Linked DNA regions of Homo sapiens: region 1 is linked to region 2. The links are chromatin contacts, found by Hi-C or POLR2A ChIA-PET in ENCODE. All regions are on one chromosome and are shown on one strand. Each heading gives the region's core, a stretch centred on a gene start or an enhancer-like site at or near the end of the contact. The rest is flanking DNA. Distances are from core to core; before and after follow the strand shown.

The links. A loop is a pair of places that touch in the nucleus more often than their neighbours do. ChIA-PET counts read pairs that join two places held with the same protein, here RNA polymerase II (POLR2A). Pooled maps may share reads with other maps.
Region 1: POLR2A ChIA-PET joins it to region 2 with 11 read pairs in T-cell. The contact joins two enhancer-like sites. A Hi-C loop is called at or near these places in 1 of 37 single-sample maps with no recorded cell type and 2 of 50 pooled maps. POLR2A ChIA-PET finds 5 or more read pairs at or near these places in 4 of 52 experiments (OCI-LY7, T-cell and activated naive CD4-positive, alpha-beta T cell).

Annotation. Positions count from the first base shown.
Region 1 is chr12:108,666,993-108,672,591 of GRCh38, forward strand. The region is part of intron 3 of CORO1C (coronin 1C); the gene reads right to left. It also overlaps the pseudogene RNU7-169P. Among named protein-coding and RNA genes, the nearest start is that of MIR4496, 34 kb to the left of the region's middle. Within about 2 kb of position 3,264, at least 2 of the 41 ENCODE cell types and tissues checked have a DNase peak (open chromatin) inside an H3K27ac peak, as active enhancers do.
Region 2 is chr12:108,544,218-108,549,616 of GRCh38, forward strand. SART3 (spliceosome associated factor 3, U4/U6 recycling protein) reads right to left here. Exons shown (of 19, transcript NM_014706.4): 2 at 4,871-4,997; 3 at 3,670-3,774; 4 at 922-1,106; 5 at 210-261. Among named protein-coding and RNA genes, the nearest start is that of SART3, 14 kb to the right of the region's middle. RefSeq lists a silencer at 5,059-5,128. Within about 2 kb of position 3,559, at least 2 of the 41 ENCODE cell types and tissues checked have a DNase peak (open chromatin) inside an H3K27ac peak, as active enhancers do.

The sequences.
Region 1 (5,599 bases), core at 2,014-4,513, 120 kb after region 2:
AAAATAGGCCACACTCATGGCTTACTGTGCGGATACAATAACTAAATATTATCATGCACATAAAGGCTTAGAATAGCGCGTGGCAAAAAAAAAAAAGAGCCTACCATATTTTCATGATGACTTTTTTTGCTGTTAATATGACCACTATGACGCCATATATATTTCTAGGTCTGAACATCAGAATTTCTTAGAATGAGTCTTGTCTTCAAATTAATTCAGCACTGTACCCAATTAATTAATACTAACTAATTTACACCCAAGATATCATTATGTGTGAAAGCTCTGGTTTATACCTAGGCCAATTACCACAGTAAGGACAGATCTGATCTCTGTGCAGGCTTGTTAGCTTTTCTTTGTTCTATGGCTACAGACTGGTACTGTAATACCAACCAGCTTTCTCAAAACTGTATGCAGTGAGTGCAGAGGAAAACAGACACAAAACACCCAGAGTAGGCATCTCAGTGCAGCAGAGAGTACAAGTTATCCCTACTTCCTCTTTTTTATTTTATTTTCTTAATTTAAATAATGCTGTGTGTTCCTAACATTTTCTGTTTGGACAACACATTACTATGGCAATGTTTTGTTTTGAAAGGACAAAAATGAAATCAGAGGAGCTGTGGTGGCTCAGGCCTGTTGTCCTGGTGCATAAGGAAGTGAGGCTCGGCGTTCAAGGCCAGCCTGTGCAACATAGAAACCTCTCATCTATATAACCAAAAAAATGACATTCAGTTCCAAGGGCTCCTACATGAAAAAGTGAATCCATCAGTAAAATCCCATTGTGGTTCTGGAAAAAAACAACTTTAAGCACATGTTCAGAACTACTGTACCATGGGCATCCTTTTCACATGTGAAAGCCTGGATATGGAAAAAGGACAACTCAAGAGAACAATCCCAACAAGAAAAAAGGAAAACTAAGACACTTGGGTTTCTCTCACGTGCTAATTTTAAAGTACAATTAGTTAAATAGTTTTATTTTTCAAATACTGCTTTCCAGACACTGCTTCCCTATTTTAGTCACCCATCATCAACTTGCTACTGGGCTAGGACTAGAGTTACAGCCATAAAAAGGGTTACACCCCCAAAAGACCCTATTTTTCCATTCCTAAGGAAACCAATTCCAAATGGGAAATGAAGAAAATACATGAGACAGGAGAAAGCTTAAAGATGTGGTAGCAGCTGCAGACCAGTACAGCGTCCTACAGACGCCCACAAAGGCCTGCATGTAGGGCATCAGGGCATTCCCAAATGAACCATGACGTGCAGAGTGGCACCGAGTTCGGGAAAACCAAGAACCGAGTGTTGGGTTCCGATCTGCCAGGGTTATAATATCCTCTGGCAAATGGCCCAGATGCAATCTGTACAAAATGGAATTAAGACGAAGCCCTCCCTGCTGAATGCCTGAGAGGAACCAAAACATCACTTCCATTTTTATTTCAGGGCAAAAACTATATTAGAAAGCATTAAAGCTCTTTTAAAAATTGTCTAGCAGGTTTTCCAGTCTTTGTCAAATGCCTTCCCACCCGCCAAAAAAAACTATATTAGGAAAATTTATAATGGAAGCAAAAATGGATTAGATAGGGTATTTTTGTTGATTTCTACAGAAGAATAAACTGATTTGAGAGAAGGGAGAAGCGTCCTTTAAACTTAAAAATTTGGACTATTCTATAGCTGGAGACAATTAAGACTATCATTTTGCAATATCTTTCCAACTCCCAGACTCTGGAAGGAACAATTATGCAATCCCATTGTCCAAATTAGCCATTTTTTGCATTTGTGTTTGATTACTACCCTGCAGATAAGGAACAATGTTGAATCAACATCATTCACTAAACTTAAGTTGACTGCTCTTTGTATTATTTAAAGCACTATTATTTTCTTGGAGCTAATATTTCCCCCAAGTAAAATACTTAGGTAGCCACAATCTTAAAACTCTCTTTGAGAAGATACTGCTGAAGAAAAGAACTCACAGAGCCAAAACTCTGCAAAGCTAGGAGTGAAGTGTAGTTTCTGGGAGTACAATTTACACAACTGCTGTGTGATAGTATAAAATGCTGTTTCACAAAGTAGTACATGAAAGGTAAACTGTGTCAATATAATTTAATTTTAGGCTGTGTAAAGAAGCCACGTCTAAAAAATGGGGGAATGTATCTTAAGATTGGTGTTCCCTCTCCTAAAACTGCAAAGTAGCTGTCACTAAATCAATGCCCACAAAATTAACAAATCAATGCTTAAATGCTTAGGACTTCATGGATTTATACCATAAGTAATACAAAAAGCAGTTTTTAAAAAATTACTTTTATTCTTTTACAGTTCATTTGATAAACTGGTTCTACTGTATTTTTCTATGAAATGTCTATTAAAGGTACTCTTGCTGCTAGGAATCCACTATAGGTATCCATCAAAATCCCCATTACAAAAAATAACAGTCCATTATACGTTTACAGCTTCCTTTTGACTCTCGATAGGCATATTATTATCATACCTCCATATTATATGGAAGGCAACTGGGGCTGAGAGCGTTTAAGCGAAGCGACCTGCAAATGCTCAGAACTCCTACTCCCAGGATCTCCTTGATATCCTTCTTCTACTAAAACTAGGCCTTGTTATACTATCTACTATTTGTAGCTCATGAGCTACTACCAATAGCCTAGGCTTGAGAAACTACACAGAGCTTTTCCGTTAAAAAAAAAAAAAAAAAGGCGGGGGGTGGCGGGGGGTGTTGTCTGAAACCATTTGATCTATAATACAGTGTTCTTTTACCTTCAGAAGAGCAAGGTGGAAAATAAGGTATTAAGAAGCAGGTAGGCTAGGAGAAGATCAAACATTTCTTTAAACTTTCATTTCAACTGCTAAGCTATACAAGCTTCAATTACTCCAATAATAACATGATATAGGGGATATTAAGTGATTAAAGGGTGATTTAAATATCAGTTCTATACTTAAAGATTTTTTAAAATTAGAAAGATTTATCCCAAAGCATTATTTAATTTACAAAATGTGCACTCCAGCAATGCCAATAAAAGGGCGACATTGAGGATTCTGGGAAGATGAGAGAATCTCAGTGGCAGCATTTTTTGGGGGTTTTTCCGAAGTCCCTCCGTAAAAAGACAGAGCTAGCAGAAAACAAAACAAAACAAAAATCCAGGGACAACATTTACACAAACTAGGTGATATCCCCAAAATTTAAGCAGGTGGGAGCAAACACCAACAGCCACACGACCTGCATGTGATCAGCCTCGGGTGTGTGTGGGAAGGGACAGCAAGGGGACACCTGACAGACCTGAGGGCAGCAGGCCGGTGTGAGATCAGCAGCAGAAACTGGGAAGGATTTTGCCTTTTCCAACAGAAGCTGGGCACATGGGTACTGAATTTAAAAGGTCTGAAGAGGCAGGCACAATCTAGACCCCAGCACTCTCAAAATCACCCACAGCGGGCTCCCTTCCAGGATGGGCCCACAAAGGAGACACTCCAGGAAATGAAATCGAATTTCAGCAGGATAGCAGTAAGAGGGATAAAAGCATAAGAGAGGCTACATAAAAGCCAGGCTAGGAAATATTAGAAAGCAAGGCACCATGTTTCTGAACACTATCTGAATATGTCAGAGAGGGAGTTCTGTGAAATTAGAGCAGCTATCTGAACCAAGCCACCATTTAAAAAGCTTGGGAAAATTAAATCCACATAAAAATAAGCAAGAAAAAAAAATCAAGGTTGAACTCCAAAATTACTGTCAGAAAAAAAGAAAATAAGACACAGAATAAGATCCCTTTAGACAATATAAGACTGCTAAAAAGACATGCTCAAAAGAGATAAAAACTACATTATAGTGATTCAAAATAAGAAAACAATATATAAAACATTATAAACCAGAACTTGAAAAACTCAAAACAAAGTGACAGACATCAAGAAAAAAATTAGAAATAAATGAAGACAAACCAAGAAAGAACACAAGAGCAAATAAACACAACAAATAATGCCCCCAAAAGAAATAAAAGGAAAAGAGCAAAATAATAATAATAATAATAAAGTCTAAAAAAAAAGAATAAAAAAAAAAGGTTTAGGGCCTGGCATGGTGGCTCACACGTGTAATCCCAACACTTTGGAAGGCCAAGGTGGGAGGAATGCTTGAGGCCACAAGTTAGAGGCCAGCCTGGACAACATTGTGAGAAACCTCGTCTCTACAAAAAAAATAGAAAATTAGCTGGGCATGGTGGTGAGTGCCTGTGGTTGCAGCTACTCGGAAGGTTGAGGTGGGAGGATTGCTTGGGCCCAGGAGGTCAAGGCATGATCGTGCCACTGTACTCCAGCCTGGGTGACAGAGCAAGACCTTGTCTCAAAAAAAGAAAGAAAAGGAGTGGGGGGAGGAAAAGAAAAGAGGTTTGGAGAGAAACTGACAATGACTAAAGAGAAGTAAAGAAGACAAAGCATATGGATAACAGGAGCTTCTGATAAAGAAAACCAAAGCAAAGGAACAGGAAAAAAAAAATTAAAAACTGTAATGCAAGAAAAAAAAAAAAGACTGGAAACTATATATTGAAAGAGCATATCATGGTATCTAGAGATACCAACTCAGAATGACCAACAATCTTCTAGTAAAATTAACTATATTTGAAGAAAAAAAATCTTATGAACATTTAGGCAAAAAGAGCATATGATTTATAAAGGAAAGGAAATTAGATTATAATCTGACTTTGACAGCAACACCTATGCCAAAAGAAAATGGAATAAGGTATTTAGTTACTCAAGGAAAAACTGTGAGTCAATAATTTTATTTATTTATTTATTTAGAGACAGGATTGGTCTCACTCTGTTAACCAGGCTGTAGTACAGTGGCACGATCACGGCTCAATGCAGCCTTGATCTTCCAGGTCCAAGAGGTCCTCCCACCTCAGGCTCCCAAGCAGCTGGGACCACAGGCACTCACCACCACACCCAGCTAATTTTTTATTTTTTTGTAGACACGGGGTTTCACCATGTTGCCCAGGCTGGTCTTGAACTCCTGGGCTCAACCCGTCCACCTGCCTCGGCCTCCCAAATTGCTGGAATTACAGGTGTGAGGCACTGTCCCTGCCCAATCATTTTATATTCAGAGAAACTCACTTTCAAGTAAAAAGATCACAGATAACTTATTATCAGTATACAAGAACTCAGAGAATATTGTTCCCACTCCTTCTTAAGGAATCCACCCAAGAACAAGCTTCGGATGATCCAAATGCCTGGTGCAAGATTGACACAATGATTGATGGAGAGTACTTCAATGTAGTTACTCACAGAACCAAGGGAGGAGAGACTGCTGAATGTAACAGCTATGTGGTCTTGAAAATACAGAATACATCATTTTTAAATGGAGGGATAATAGACACAGCATGGGTTTTAAAAAGTTGTTTAGTTTTTCAACTAAAAGTCGTTTAGTTTTTTAACGATTTTCAGTATCATGGTATGGTGGTGGTATTAGTATTTTCACTCTGAGACTATTACATGTATAACGTGAAAAGACAAATGAGATAGATCAGGATGTTCTAATTCTTCTTCTGTATCCCTAAGACCCTGCATTCTCTGTGTGAAAGAAAGGAGATGGAGATGTAATTAATATTAAAGAGGT
Region 2 (5,399 bases), core at 2,309-4,808:
CCTGCCTCTGACCCTCACAACCCTCTTAAGCACTAACATTCAAGATGTTTTTACCAAGGACCTCATCCAAAGAGACAATATCCAAGGAGAGTAAGAACACCAGCTTTACCTGCCTCACAGGATGGTGGGAAAGGTCTAACTACATGTTGTTCCCCAAAGCATTTTAAAAACCATAGAGGGCTGGCTGTTGACATGTCAGTTTCTCTTACCATAGAGTGGGATCGCCAACTGTCGCCGGAAAAGACTGTGGACTTTCTCAAGCTGTGAATCAAAGGTTTGTTCCCGGTCAAAAGGGGAAAGGAAGCCAGCTACGGGCTAAAGAAGCAAATTAGTAGTAAATGACAAACTGTGGTTCTTTCTTTTTCTTTTGAGAAGGGTTCTTGCTGTCACCCTGGCTGGAGTGTGGTGGTGTGATCACAACTCACTACAGCCTCACACTCCAGGCTCATGCAATCCTCCCACCTCAGAGTCCTGAGTAGCTAGGACCACAGGCATACGCCATCATGCCCAGCTAATGTTTTAGTTCTTGTAGAGATGGGGACTCACTACATTGCCCAGGCTGGTCTTGTACTCCTGAACTCAAGTGATCCTCTGGCCTCAGCCTCCCAAACTGCTGGAATTACAAGCATGAGCCACCGCACTTGGCCAACTCTGGTTCTTTCTACTTCAAAAAATATCTCAACAAATTTTCAGTTCAAGCTAAAAAAATTTATACGACCTCTTCCATACATATTGTACCAAATGCTAGAAGGGGTATAAAAAAAGGTTATCTATCACCCCACCACTAAGGGATTGGCAAAGACCATTTTGTTAACTATATGAACTGCAAGATTCATCATGGACATGTGTTTCAAAATAATCCTTCCAAGGAGACTTACAAAGACAGCCCCAACCCGTTCAGAGACAACCACAGGTACTCACCCGAGCAGCTTCCACAATCGCACTTTCAAACTCTCGGTAAGCCTCCCAGAGGGCGAGTCCTTTGGTCATATGTAAACCAACAGACGAGAGAGCCCTTTCAAACACGGAGCGAACTTTCTCAAGGCCACCTTTCTGACCAATCCCACCAACTGAGTACTGGCCATACTCTAGCCAAATGTTAGGACCTAAAAATAAGAAGTGTTCAATTAGTTTGGGATATAAAATACCCAAATATCAAAACTGATGCATAACAAACGAAATGTGCCTACCAAAAAAGTACTCAGACAGCAGCACTAAATGACAGTGAAGGCCTAACAGCAGAGATGACCATAAAGGACTAAAAAACATTACAGTCTGGGGAAGACCATAGATCCTCAGAAAAAGATAAATGGTGCTATTAACAATGCCTGTGAGAGAGTAAGAAGGGGGTAACAGGATCATCAGAAATCATGGGAACACCATGCACTGCTAAAATTATCAGTGGCTCTAAAAGAAGACTCATGGGCCACAGAGCAGAGATACAGGTATAGTTTTTAAAAACACATTTGGCCAGGTGCGGTGGCTCACGCCTGTAATCCCAGCACTTTGGGAGACTGACGTGGGAGGACCACAAGGTCAGGAGATCGAAACCAGCCTGGCCAATATGGTGAAACCCCGTCTCTACTAAAAATAGAAAAATTAGCCAGGCGTTGTGGCAGGCACCTGTAGTCCCAGCTACTCAGGAGGCTGAGGCAGGAGAATCGCTTGAACCTGGGTAGGGGGGAGGTTGCAGTGAGCCGAGATCACACCACTGCACTCCAGCCTAAGCGAAAGAGTAAGACTCTCTCTCAAAAAAAAAAAAAAAAACACACATATAATATAGTTTTATATTCATAAAACACCGCTTATTTTCATTATTCAGATTATAAACCAAAAAACTGTGAATTCTTCTTGGCTTGTAAAGATACACAAAAAATTCTCTATCATCTCAGAACAGTCTATCTGGTTAGTAGCAATGCTTCTCACAGGGGGACTGCTCCCATTGGGAAATCAACAAGGAAGAGGGTACGAAATCTGAAAGGGGAAATTGTTTGTTTGTTGAGACACAGTCTCGTTCTGTCGCCCAGGCTAGCGTGCAGAGGCATGATCACGGCTCACTGCACCCTCTACCTCCTGGGTTCAAGCAATTCTCCTGCCTCAGCCTCCCAAGTAGCTGGGACAACAGGAGCATGCCACCACGCCTAGCTAGTTTTTTGTATTTTTAGTAGAGATGGGGTTTCACCGTGATAGCCAGGATGGTCTCAATCTCCTGAACTCGTGATATACCTGCCTCAGCCTCCCAAAGTTCTGGGATTACAGGCGTGAGCCACTATGCCCAGTCTGAAAGGGGAAATTTTTTTAATGCTTTTTTTTTTTTTTTTGAGACAGAGTCTCACTTTGTCGCCAAGGCTGGAGTACAGTGGCACAATCTCGGCCCACTGCAACCTCCGCCTCCTGGGTTCAAGCAATTTTCATGCCTCAGCCACCTGAGTAGCTGGGATTACAGGCCTGCATGCCACCCCGCCCGGCTAATTGTATTTTTAGTGGAGATGGGGTTTTCCCCATGTTGGGCAGGCTGATTTCGAACTCCTGGGCTCAAGGGATCCGCCTGCCTCAGTCTCCCAAACTGCTGGGATTATAGGCATAAGCCACCATGCCTGGCCTTAAAATGCTTTTTTTTGAGACAGAATCTTGCTCTGTTGCCCAGGCTAGAGTGTAGTAGCACAACCTCAACTCGCTGCAACCTCCACTTCCCAGGTTCAAGCAATTCTCCTGCCTCAGCCTCTTGAGTAGCTGAGATTACAGGTACGTGCCACCATGCCTGGCTAATTTTTGTATTTTTAGCAGAGACGGGGTTTTGCCATGTTGGCCAGGCTGGTCTTGAACTCCCGACCTCAAGTGATCCACCAGCCTTGGTCTCCCAAAGTTCTGGGATTACAGGCGTGAGCCACCACACCCAGCCTTAAAACGCTTTTTAAAAGCATTTTGTCCACAGCATTGTCTGATGTGGTCCCCAATTCACATGGAGAAAATATTTAAGACAATTATACTATATACAAGGGACGGTAAAGAGACTTAAAGGGAGGTGAGTCTTCTATACTTCACTTGCACTGGTAAGATGTCAATACCAGCAGGCGAGGGAGGTCTCTGTGGGGACAGAACAGCTCTGTATCTGGACTGCAGCAGTGGTTAGATGAATCTACACATGTAATAAAATGTCTTTTTTTTCCCATTGTTCCAAGGTCAATTTCCTGGTTTTGATTTTGTATTACAGAAACAAGATATTGGAGGAAACTGGGTGAAGGGAGTACACAAGACTTCTCTGTACTATTTCTGCAACTTCCTATGACTCTATAATTACTTCAAAATAAAAAGGTTTTCTTTTAATGTTTTAATCTTTTTTTTTAAAGCATCCTGTCCAAAACCTCTAAAAACCTATTGAATGTATAAAAGATCAGTGGAAATACCATGTAAGTTCTCACTGTCAATAAATCCTGAGTGTGAGTGTATTCATTCCCTTACTACAAGTGCTTCTTCCACTTTTATTTTAAAATTAAACTTCCTCAATTAAAGACCAAAGACAATGATAAGACAACTCAACTTAAATCTTGCTAATTGTGAAACTAACGTTCCCTTTTCTGGGTAGCAACATCTCATAATACAGTCCTCAACAGCAGACTGATATATATGACATTGCCAGATATCCAAAAAAAGTCCACGGGAACTTACAAATGTAATCCTTCACGGCTTTCTCAAAGAGGTCATACACGTGCTCTCTGTCCAGGCCATCCTGGGCCATGCTGATCTCGTCATGCAGCCACTCCAGCCAGAGCTCTACGAGACAAAAATACTTCCCGCATTAATACCAAAGGGTAGGCTAAGCGCAGGGACTTTACCAAGAGACATCAGCATGCAAACGTTTCATCCATCTTACACAACCTGGCGTTGTTTCCAGAAATTCACTTCTTAAAACCTGAACTAAGCACATAGGAGGTTTTATGCTTCCAAATAAGATCAAATCACTAAAATCATAATATCCTCCACCTGTTAGGCATTTTATATTTTGCAAAGCACTTTTCTCATTCAGTCTTTATCACAATCCTGTAAGGTTGGTGATAGTAACACTAATAATAATGACATCTATCTAAGGATGACAACATGCCAGGCATGTGTTAAGTGTTATACGTAGAATAGCTCATCCTATACCGTCATACATTACAATGCAGAAACTACTGTTGCCATCATTTAACTGCTAGAAAAACTGAGTCTTAGAATGTTTACATAATTTGCTTAAGGTCACACAGCTAGTAAAAGATGTAGCCAGGAATGAATCTAGGTCACCTGACTCCAGCATCTACACTCGGCAGTTATGCTTTGCAGAAGGGAAAAGGGGCAGAGTGGGATCTAGGACCAAAGTGTTCTAAGTACTGCCCAAAGATCACTTATTAATATTCATGAAGATTGAACTACAGAGTTGTTCAGTGCAATTATGTTTCTAATAAGCAAATAAGTAGAAATAACCTAAATGCCCAACTATTCTGGAACAATTAATGTATGAAACATTTACATAAAAAACTGTCTGTAAAAGTTTAAATATATTTACAATTTTCTGGTTTCAAGAGAATGGTTTAAATACATAAATAGTGAAATGGGAAATACAGAAATGAAAGCCAAGTTTAATTACATTACAAATGTTTACCACAACGTTAGAATAAAGAAATCAGAATTCAAAATCCGTGTTATATGATCATAACTACATTTTGCAAAAAACTACAATAAACTAAAAATAGCTAACTCTGATGCGTTTTCTTCTTTCCACTACACTGAACGTTCCAGGTTTTCTACAAGGAGCATGTCCCACTTTCAACATTGTAAAAAATGTGCAAGCCTTGTTTCTGTTTCTAAAAGCAGCCTGACTGCTGAAGCTTACCTTCAGTCAAGGGAAAGATTTCACTCATCTTCTGGCGGGCCATCCTCACCTTGGTAAGCTCCCCTTCCAGCCTGAGCAGTCTGATCAAGTCCACATGGCAGTTGTAGTCATAGACGTTGATAGACAACTAACAGGAAAAGAAACAAGTTGAAATTTAAAACACCGTCATCAAGTAACTTAGCTTTTGTCACTACTGGTAACTACACATATACCTGCCACAAACAAAATAAACGTGCTATCTGAGAAAACCACTGAAACAGCAACCCAGCACGTACCCACAGGTAGAAGACAAAACAATAAAAGAGGCTTTTGTAACAAACATAAAGCTCCCTCAAATCTGTTACAGTTCCTGTTAGAAGACATTTGGGTTCTCTTGGAAATAAAGGAGGCATTCTAATGAAACAAATAAAAAGTATGTGACCTTAGGTAAGTTATTTACTTTCCTAAGCTCTATTTCCTCATCTATAAAATGAGGACACTACTAGTTTCTAGCTCATACCAGGTCTTCCAAGGATTTAAAAAATTTCTA